Regions from separate parts of the Homo sapiens genome. Here region 1 is linked to region 2. Evidence: read pairs that join two places in POLR2A ChIA-PET (ENCODE). Cell type or tissue: OCI-LY7. All regions are shown on one strand. Links, peaks and the distances in the headings refer to the core of each region. The heading gives the core; the rest is flanking DNA.

Region 1 (5,389 bases), core at 66-5,065, 830 kb before region 2:
ATCATTTAAGATCTTTGTGGTGATGGAAACATTCTGTATCTTGACTGTATCAATGTCAATAACTTGGTTGTGATACTGTACTATAGTTTTGCAAGATGTTAATACTGGGAAAACAGTAATGGATACGTAGGCTCTTTCTGTAACATTTCTTACAACCGCATGATAATCTACAATTATCTCTAAATAAAAAGTTTAGTTAAAAAATATACAAGCACCACTTCTACAACATACCGTGTGTGCCTGCCTGTACTTCGTAACACCGAGGCTGCTGACATTGCATACAAAAAAAGAACAAAAGGAAAGCAAGTAAAACAAACACAACAACAAAACCCTGTTGCATAATTTCTAACACTGTGCATGACCATCTTTTACTCCGCAGTTATATTGCAGTTACTTTAAATGCCTCACATCAACAATTATCTCAACTGCTGATTCAATGTATTTGAATGTGGTTAGTCTACACTTGTGGCCAGGTGCTTATAGATGTTACAAAAAGCTACCTACTAATGGGAAGTTAAGAATTCTCATTTGAACAAAACTTTAACAATGAAAATGAGTCATCTTCTAACTACTGGTTAACAAACAATTACAGATAGGAATGTTAGAAAGCAGTGTAGATGTCTGGATCACTAATGCACAAAAATGGGACTTCATTTTCTGGTGGCTTAATGATTTTTGGGCCTGCAAGTTGCCTAGTAGCACCCAACACTGTGTTGCAGGAGTAATCATGTGTCATCTCTTGGGAGGTATAGAAATGACTAATACTGAAGTAGTGATGAGCATAAATTATGCCTTGAGATATGTATAATGCTGTAATGGAATATGAAAGTATGGTGATTTCTTTTGATGATAGAGTCATGGAGAAGACTGAGGTTTGTTGCCCACATTCATAATTGAAGAAACTGCTAAATTATACTTAGACGCCAATAAAAATGATGACTTTTTTTTCCCAACAAGGTCATAGACCCCTGCTATCAAACCCTGTGCTACAGTATGTTCAAAGGTTGCTAAGAGTGATCTGATAAAGAGGGGAAAATTAATGATGTAGGAGAGAGAGAGTCATAAATGTAGAAGAGAGAAGGCAAGAGTGTAGGATCCATAACACAAATGGAGAAGTGTTGACATTTCACAAGGGCAGGAACCTCCATCCGTGTTAAGAGGAGGGAACGCATGGAGAATGGGTGCAAATGTATATACCTTGCAGGATTTAGTAGCGAGAAACTGAGACCGCTACTTGATTGCTCCATTTTTCTAGTGAGTTACAAGGCAGGGACACTATGTCAGAATGGAGAGGTTGGGCAGGTTGTACAGGTGAAATAATCATTTTGAAAACTAGGAAAGTGAACAGATTAGAAAAGTGTATAGGATTGCAAGACATTGTTGAATAACCATGGATTTCCCATAAACCAGTTGGCAATTTTGAACCTTTTTGTTGAACAATATTCAGCTATAGGTTGCTTATAAGTCTACCAATATCTTGAAAACAATGTTTAAATGTCACAATGTTGATATAATTTCTAATTATTTATAATTATTATTTTCTACTTATTTCATAGTACAAGAAAAGAAGCTATAAATAGGCAATAAAATGATCAAAGGGAATATTACATATTAGGACAGAACAAATTAAAATGTATATAATTCAGATCTGGCTGAAACAATCAAAATTTATAACTAATTGCCAAATATAATCATAATAATTTTTCTTTTGACTATAACTTCAGCATTAGGATTCTTGAGGAGAATGGTCTTAAACATGGCTTAGGAATGCTTACTAATATAATCTATGTTTGTTTTATTTCAGTATGGACCAATATTTACAGTCTTTGCTATGGGAAACCGAATGACCTTTGTTACTGAAGAAGAAGGAATTAATGTGTTTCTAAAATCCAAAAAAGTAGATTTTGAACTAGCAGTGCAAAATATCGTTTATCGTACAGGTAAAGAATATTTTCAGATAGTCCATTCGAAATCCAACATTGGAATCCAGGAGTAGTTTTAGGTAAAAATTACATCCTCATTCCTCTATCAAGAATGATGAGGGTCCATTATTTTATTCTTGAGGTATGGGTAGAAGAGGAAAGAGTTATGGGTAGAATAGTTTGGCCATTGAAATGCAAATGAATGGCAGCCTAATACATTTAGATTTGAATTAGACACGTGAAAGTGATAAGGTTACCTCATTGATGTTTTCTTTAGAGAATATTTGGAATCTGTATCATGTTACAGCTTCCAAGATGTCACTAACTCTGTTCCACTGCTGTGTATACAGTGTTCTACAGGGTACAGCTCTTGGACTGGTTACATGTTACTCAGTCCCTGAAACTAGAATTCCATGGCTTAGTAAATCCTTTACAGTGGCATTTCCTGACAAATTTTATAGGGCTGTTATGGTCAATGGGAGCTTGACTTGCCCTTTCACAAATCCTCCATCTTCAGAGACTACCAGATTGTACAGTCAGCATGCTTCCAGTATGGCTGTCTGCCTTCATTTCTTCCTAGGCTGCAATTGTGTGTACTGGGGCCATGTGTCCTCCCTGGAACGCAGAGCTGGTTCAATTTGTGTCTGGTTCTTTTTTGTGCTTTCACAATGTTTTTGCTTGCTTCTATTCTCTGTGGCTTCTTTCTCTCTGTTTCCCTTTTTTCTTCTTTGGTTCCTTTTCATGTAACCTTTTGTGCATTTCTTGCCATTAAGACAAGAAAGTTTGTTTTAAAAGCTACCAGTAATCAATAGAATTATATATATTTTTTCTTCTTGTATGCATGATCATCACAACCTGTTGGTGAAATTATTTGATTATTTAGTGCTTCTTGATACTTGGACTATGGAATTTTAGATCAAATAATATAAATATTTTGAAGGCCTTTGATCTGTAGAGTCGCGTATCCCTTCAGAAAAATTTACTAAGTTACCTATCAGAGGTGTATGGAAATGATTGAGTTTTTTTCACCTGAGCCTCCTCTGGGGACTTTCATGTTTAAATATTTCATTGAACAGATGAAATATATTAATATTTATTCTTGAGTCAGCTTCCCATCCCTCCCATATAGTAGATGTATGCTACTATACATACAGAAGATGTATAGTAGCATACTATACATACCAGCATAGTATATGTATAGTAGCATAGTATACATACTATACTGGTATGGTAACATAGAGAAGATGTATGCTCAGGAAATCTAAAAACTGTTTTTCATTAACTTACACAAAATGTATCTTACACGTAATAGGATGACGAAATACAAAATTAAAACTTATTCTTTGAAAAAGTTACTTCAATAAAATGACAACAATGGACACAGGGGACTACTAGAGGGAGGGGGGTGGGCGGCAGGGGGCAAAGGTTGAAAAACTAACTATTGAGTACTGTGCTCATTACCTGAGTGATGGGATTAATCATGCCCCAAACCTCAGCATAACACAATATACTTGTATAACAAACCTGCACATGTACCCTTTGAATCTAAAATAAAATTCAAAATTTTTTTAAAACAGAAAAAGTTACTTCAAGGTCAATAAAACAAGATAAAATAAAAATATAAAGAAATGAGTAAACAATAAACCACAATTTCTAATTAGGAATGTGTGTTATAGAAGGAGCACGAATACTAACATAAAGAAAATAGTGGGCTCAAAGCTATTCATGGGGTTAGGAAAGGCCTCCTGGTGGAAGTAGTGTTCAAGAAGACACTTGAAGGACAAATAGAAATTTGCAGGAGAAGTTTGAGGCTCATAGGTATAAGTGTGTGGGATTGGGTGGGAGTAGATATGGGTATAATAAAGGAGAGAACATTCTGAGCAGACAGAACAGCCTCTGAAATGCTGGGATATGTAAAATATGTTTTTAATGTATCTGGACTGTAGATTTTGAGGGAGAAGGGCTGAAAATACCAGCTCTCTTAATCACCCATTTATAGATTATCCCTTAAAGTGAATAGATTTCCATCATCTCACAGAATACGTTGAATCTTTTTTATTTGTTTGTTTTGAGATAAAGTCTCTCTCTGTCACCCAGGCTGGAGTGCAGTGGTGTGATGTTGGCTCACTGCGACTCCAACTCCTGGGTTCAAGCGATTCTTCTGCCTCAGCCTCCCCAGTAGCTGGGATTACAGGTGCCCGCCACAGCCGGCTAATTTTCCTATTTTTAGTAGAGACAGGGTTTCACCATGTTGGTCAGGCTGGTCTGGAACTTCTGACCTCAAGTGATCCACCTGCCTTGTTCTCCCAAAGTTCTGGGATTACAGTTGTGAGCCACCACACTCAGTCGAGAATAGGTTGAATCTTTATCTACTTTTATTTATGGGAGGTGACCTTATGTACTGAGAGGACTTTGGCTGTAGTCCCTGCTGACCAAATAATAGTAGATATATATTGACTGTGTGTTTCAAGGAGTTGTTGCTTATTTTGAAAATAGTTTTCTTTGTTCATAGCATCAATTCCAAAGAATGTCTTTTTAGCACTGCATGAAAAACTCTATATTATGTTGAAAGGGAAAATGGGGACTGTCAATCTCCATCAGTTTACTGGGCAACTGACTGAAGAATTACATGAACAACTGGAGAATTTAGGCACTCATGGGACAATGGACCTGAACAACTTAGTAAGGTAAATAGACGCATTAGTATGATTTAGTCTTGCTTTTTGTTTTAAATAAAAAAATTGAAACCTATAGATTGGACTTCAAACATTGTCAGGTTGATTAATGAAATCTACCTAACTAGGCTATTAAGAGATTATTTTAATCTTTTAAATTATTTTTTTTTGAGATAGAGTCTCGCTCTGTCACCAATCTTTTAAATTCTAATTCAGTTTAGCATTTCTATTTTATGGTGAGCAAACAAGCCAATACAGTCATTGTAATACATTTGCAGTAATTTATCCTTAGTCATTCCATACATTTGTGTATAAACTACACGGATTTTCTTCTTATAATTTTCATACTTCCTGTAGAATTTTGATAAAACATTCAGTGCAATTTGCTATTATTAGAATGAGAGGACGTTGAGAGGATAGGGGAGAGAATGGAATCATAAAGTGGTGAAAAAAGTCCAGGAGATGTTTGTGTTACTTAACAAGTGGCTCAGGCAAAGTCAGTGTGGGCCTCAGGACTGAGCCCCAGGGTCCTCTATTAAGGGAGATCCCAAGAGACAGGGAAGAGCAGCAGACGGAGTCAGCCCCATTCTGAAGCTTTCTGGAAAAGTTAAAGTCTGGGCATGGGAGACATGAGAAAATTTCCCACATGCATAAAGAGATTTCGTAAGTTGAAGTTACCTGAGTCACTTTGCCATCTCAGCAGGAATCCTGGAATGCCCAAGGCAAGATTGAGCAGTTCAGACTCAGAATGACAGTGAACATTTTGTTAGAGGTCCAGTAGTAGGGGGTGGA
Region 2 (5,389 bases), core at 103-5,102:
TCTGAGAGGGGTCTGAGGCTGTTGTCGATTCTGTACATTTGGAGGATGACAAAATGAAAGCGGAGCTCTCCAACTCCGGCTTTGCTTCTGTCCTGTCTGGAAAGAACAGTGATATTCAGGCCAACGAGAGCAATATAAAAATTGGTGAAGGATCTCCCAAAGCTCAACAGGGATGTGTAACCAGGATGAGCTGGTCCAGCTGCCCAAAATGAAATCAAGAGTCTTGGCCCAGAAACTTAACCTGAGAGAAATAGCAATAGAACTACCAAACCCTTGTAGACAATCTTCACAAAAGGGGACCTAAACTTGAGTGTGCTTGATGTCTTCCTGGGAAGTTTTTTGGGAATGCAGATTCCAGGGCCCCTCCTTCAGATAGGCTTATTTGATGGGTCCAAAAAAGGGGGTCTGAATTTGTAATAAACGCGCCAGGCGATTCTCTTAAAGGTGGACTTTTAATGGACCACTCTTCGAGAAACACTTGAAGAATATTGATGAAAAACCAATTGGTAAACACCTATTTGTTGGTGGACAAACAGAAAAGACTGGAAATTTAAGAGAGAGAGAGAGAGGAAAAAAAAATATATGTATATATATGTATGTATGTGTGTGTGCCATTTTAATTTTCAAATAAGAAATTTCTAAGATGGATTTCTCAAAATACAACCTACTGAGCTACTTGCCAGTTCCTATCAGATGCAAGGCGTGGCCTCTCGCAGCTAGGACAATACGAATATTAGTGGCAAAGCCTGGTCTGCTGATGCCCACTCTCTCTAAGAGATTTTTCCTCTGAACACACCTAAGCACTATTCTGAGCTATCTGTTTATTTGTTTGAAGTTGATGCCTTTACCCAAAAGAATGAACCTGAAGATAAAAATCAAAGATGCCTTGGCAAACTGAAGCATAATATAGATACACATATCACTTGGGTGTATATGTGGTCATCAGTGGGCTAGACAGCTGCAAGTATGCAAATCAGAGCCCTGGAAGCCACACTGTTAAAAATGCCTCGGCTGGCACCTCCCCACCACTCAGGCAGCCCACATTCTAATAATGGCATTTCCTTCCTATCTGGTTGCTAATTCTCTGAGATGCAAACAAAGAAGAAATGAGAAAAAGAAGTGACCTGCCAACTAGCTCCATAGAAAAATTCCTCCCAGATTTAAGATTTTTATCTCTTGTTAACTTTGGTTTCTGAAATAATAACTAACATGTGCATAGCGCTTTATTCTTTAACAAGGTTCTTTCATGTGTATTATTATCTCATTTTATCCTCCCATCAGTCCCATAAAGTAGATAAGACAAATGGTTTAATGACACTGGGGCCATACAGGCTGAGCTAGAGGCAGAGCTCAGATGATCAGAACTGGGACTCGAACTCAGTGTCCTGATCACAAATCCAAAACCAGTCCTTTGAGCCAGACAATCATCTCTTTAAATCCTTTGTGGAAAAGAAGACAGTGCAAAGTACTTAATAAGCTAATTAGTCCATTAAATAAATGGCTCAGACAGTTGTGGCTGCTCTTCCGATCACCGTTATATTTGTGTTTGCTTTCCCTCAAAATTAACTTCATTATGCCTCTGAGTTGGCGGATGCCAACACATATCCACAGGGAATTACATTTCTGCACTGGAAGGAAGCTCCCTCTTGGATGTTTTGCAAGATTCATCAAGGAACCTGATGGAAATTGAGCCTGTCATTAATGAGACAGGGCAATTTGGCGCAGAGAAAACAAACCCCTAAAATGACTGTGTCAGCAACCTCCTTGCACTCCCCGCTGAAATAGAGCAGGAACCAGTTCCCAGAGGGCAGGGGCCATGTAGTCAAACACTCTGCCATGGTGCCTAGTGCAGTGTCACAGGCAGAGTGGGTGTCCAGAAACATTTGTGGCACGAATGATTCAGGATGACCACACGCTGTGTGAGACAGAAGTGGAGGGAACAAAGCTGAAGAGCAATAAATCAGGGCCTGAGGGTTCTCATCCCAGCTCCAGTCTGACATAGAGCAATTTTCTCTTCTTTCTCATGGGTAAAGCACTCTAGATGAGGACAAACTAACCATCTTATTACTGGAAAATCTATACAAAATCCACCAGAGAAGGTTAGGCACTTAAACCAAAGTGGCTTAACAAGAAAGGGGGAAGTAGCCCAAATTCAAAACTCAGAACACTAACCAGGAGAAACATCAGTTTCATTCGCTTGCCTTTGTAAAATGATCCTCCTTGCTAACCTGAGGTTGACTGTATGCTTAAGGGTTAAATGTATTACCAGCTGGCAAATGACCTTCTTGAGAGAGAAAGGGGAAGCAAGAGAGGTCAATGCCTCAGAAATAACTAGTTTAATAAAAATAATCTCCCCCTCACATTTCTGACACCACCGGGCAGTCACACCATCCTGCTTCAGGTCACCAGACGCAGCTCCGTGAAGTCAGAGGAAATTATAGAAATCCATCATGGCTGAGTTTTCTGACCTGGTTATTACTTGCTGCTTTTTATCTTCCAAACAGACCCTAAATTTAATTGCCTTGTTGTAATGGATTAACCTCTGAGGTCCACAGTAGCATTTATATTGTGTTCAAAGGGAAGGTTGAGGGTTCTGAGCCAGTGTGGGGAGTGTGCTTTTATCAGACCAAAGCTGTCCTTGCTCAGTTCTGAGTAACTCCAGTAAACACTTGTCTGTGAAGGTCACATGAATGTCTAGGCAAAGAGAAACAAAAAGAGACTCTCATTTGATCTGAAGGAATCAATGCACCCTCTCCAAGCTAATTTCAATATGGAGGAGAAGCAAGCAAAGGCCACAGGGACTGTGACTCTGCAAATAAGTACTAAAGGCACCAGTTTTAGAGAAGGGAGAGATGTGGGTCTTAGTCTTTCCTGTGTCATATATCTCTCTACTTCTAGATCATTCTCATCAGAAAACAGCCCCTCCTGTCTCCCATCTACTAAAAGGACCTCTTGACTCATATTCCCATTTCTTTGTTATTCCTTAAAATAAGTTCTTTAAAAATATTAGCTATGCAGGCAATCTGTCACTTCCCTTCACTCTACCTACACTTCTCTTGTCAGAGTCATCCACAACCTTTCATGAAGCCAGATTCCATAGACACATTTTTTTTAATCCGTCTCCATCACCTTTGTAGTAGCATTTGACACAAGACTGATCCCTTCTTCTTGAAACATGATTTCCTCCTAGATTTGGTGTGAAACCCATCCTCTCCTTGTTTTACTTTTCCTTTCTGGCCATTCCTTCCCTAGTTCCATTCCTCTTACTCACCTACCAATCATGTCAGTGTTCTCTCCGGGGCCTTCTTCTTGTTTCTCTCTATCCTCCTTCCCTAGACATTCTCATCTGTTCCTATGGCTCTCAATGCCATCTATAAACTGATGACTCTAAAACATGCATCTCTAGTTTCTAACTTTGTGTTTGAACTTGAGACTAGCATATTCAGTTACTTGTCTGGCATCACTGATGTATCCCAGAGAGATCACAAACATATGCTCAAATCTATTTCTTCAAGTATTCGTCATCCCAGTACATGGCATCACCATCCACCCAGTTGCTCAAGCCAGACCCAACTGAGAGTCACCCTTGAGCCTACCCTTCTCTTACCACCAATCTACTGCCAGTATTGTTGATTCTATCTCCAAAGTACATTTCAAACAAATCTACTTCTCTGCATCTCTATTGACATCATCTAGCTCAAGCTGACAACTTCCTCTCTCAAACCCACAGCCAGTGACCCCGAGTGCAGGCTCACACAGCCTCTGTCAACTCCACCTTACTTGTCTGTTTTCTGTTCCTCAAGTACACCAAGTTCATTCCCACCCCAGGACCTTTGCACTTGCAATTCTCTCTGCTCTGTCTTCTGATCTTCTCATGCCTGGTTCCTTCCTGTCACTCTGATAGTAGCTTAAGTATCACCTGTTTTGAGATCTTCCTTGCCTACTCAATCTAAAAAATTATGAGAGACTTAAGTTCAAATTCTAGCTCCCTACTTTCTAACAGTAAGGAAAAAATAAAGAGTGAGCATAGGAAGCAGGAGAGTGAACAACATGTAACACTAACTGATATGGTTTGGCTCTGTGTCCCCACCCAAATCTCATCTCATAGCTCCCATAATTCCCGCATGTTGTGGAAGAGACTCGGTGGGAGATGATTGAATCATGGGGGGCAGGTCTTTCCCATACTGTTCTCATGATAGTGAATTGGTCTCAAGAGGTTTTTAAAACAGGAGTTTCTCTACGGAAGCTCTCTCTTTGCCTGCTGCCATCCATGTAAGACATGACTTGCTCCTCCTTTCCTTCCACCATGATTGTGAAGCCTCCCTAGCCATGTGGAACTGTAAGTCCAATTAAACCTCTTTCTTTTGTAAATTGCCTAGTCTCAGGTATGTCTTTATCAGCAGTGTGAAAACAGACTAATACATGAACCATGATCTTGGGTTCAAGATCTGGCTCTGACACTACCTGCCTTATGAGTCTTTCCACTATATTGTAGTAGGTAGAAGGAGGCTAGGTAAGATGGATGGGCAACGAGCAAGAGAGAGTTTATGGTGGGATGGCTGTTAGACTTTCTGGCCAATGTGTGAAGGAGGCTTCTGCCAAACAGAAATGACCACAGACAGCAATTATTGGCTGAAAGGGAGCTTTAATAAAATTGATGCATCTTATATATCTCCAAAACAAGCAATAAACTTCGCTCAGTAGGAATATGAGGGATTTTAACTTATGGTCCTTTCCTTTGAGCCCTAAAAATACCATGACAATTAAGAATACATAGATCAAATAATAATCATAACTTGCATTCACTAATGCTCTTATGCTAGCTGGACACCCTACTCTCAATATCCTGTTCAATCCTTCCACAACCCCTTGAGGTAGGTTTTCTGTTACTATTCCCACTTTATAGAATAGAAAACTGAATATTACACTAAAGCTCACACAGGTAGAAAGCTGAGATTTGAACCCAGGTGTGTCTCCTCCCTGGGGCTATAATATTTCCTGTAAAAAAGACATCTTGGACAAGATCTGATTGGGTTCTAACTCAGGAAGTTAAGCAAAGTTCATTATTTTGGGAGAAGTCCTCTTAGAGGAGCTGGAAATCATGTTCAGTCTTAGTGTATGTGTTGGAATAGGAAAGACAAAATCAAAAGAAGAGGGCATGGAGCAGTTATTCCTCTACTGAGTGCACAGCCTATGGACTTGAATAGTAGGAGACACATTTGGAGAGAATAGGAGGCTGCAGTGGCCACAACACAGTGTGCATATCCTGCCTTCCCTCCTTCCTTCATTCAATCATTCATTCCACAAATGTTCATACAATACCTCCTGTGTAGCACAGTCCTGGCAGCTTGGGGAATATGAGGGACAACCAAGGAGACATAGTCCCTGC

The links. ChIA-PET counts read pairs that join two places held together with the same protein. Peaks named below come from ENCODE experiments on the same cell type or tissue, not always from the same donor. Only the 100,000 strongest peaks of a DNase experiment are listed, where the experiment ranks them.
Region 1: POLR2A ChIA-PET joins it to region 2 with 5 read pairs; 1 of 35 experiments calls an interaction of 5 or more read pairs at or near these places.

Annotation. Positions count from the first base shown.
Region 1 is chr6:46,638,714-46,644,102 of GRCh38, reverse strand. CYP39A1 (cytochrome P450 family 39 subfamily A member 1) reads left to right here. Exons shown (of 12, transcript NM_016593.5): 2 at 1,805-1,940; 3 at 4,435-4,609. Among named protein-coding and RNA genes, the nearest start is that of CYP39A1, 11 kb to the left of the region's middle. In OCI-LY7, for the core only: no CTCF peak of the experiment used is centred there; a DNase peak (open chromatin) is centred at 432; H3K4me3 peaks cover 1,844 bases; H3K27ac peaks cover 4,386 bases.
Region 2 is chr6:45,804,729-45,810,117 of GRCh38, reverse strand. No RefSeq gene overlaps it. Among named protein-coding and RNA genes, the nearest start is that of CLIC5, 210 kb to the left of the region's middle. In OCI-LY7, for the core only: no CTCF peak of the experiment used is centred there; no DNase peak of the experiment used is centred there; H3K4me3 peaks cover 689 bases.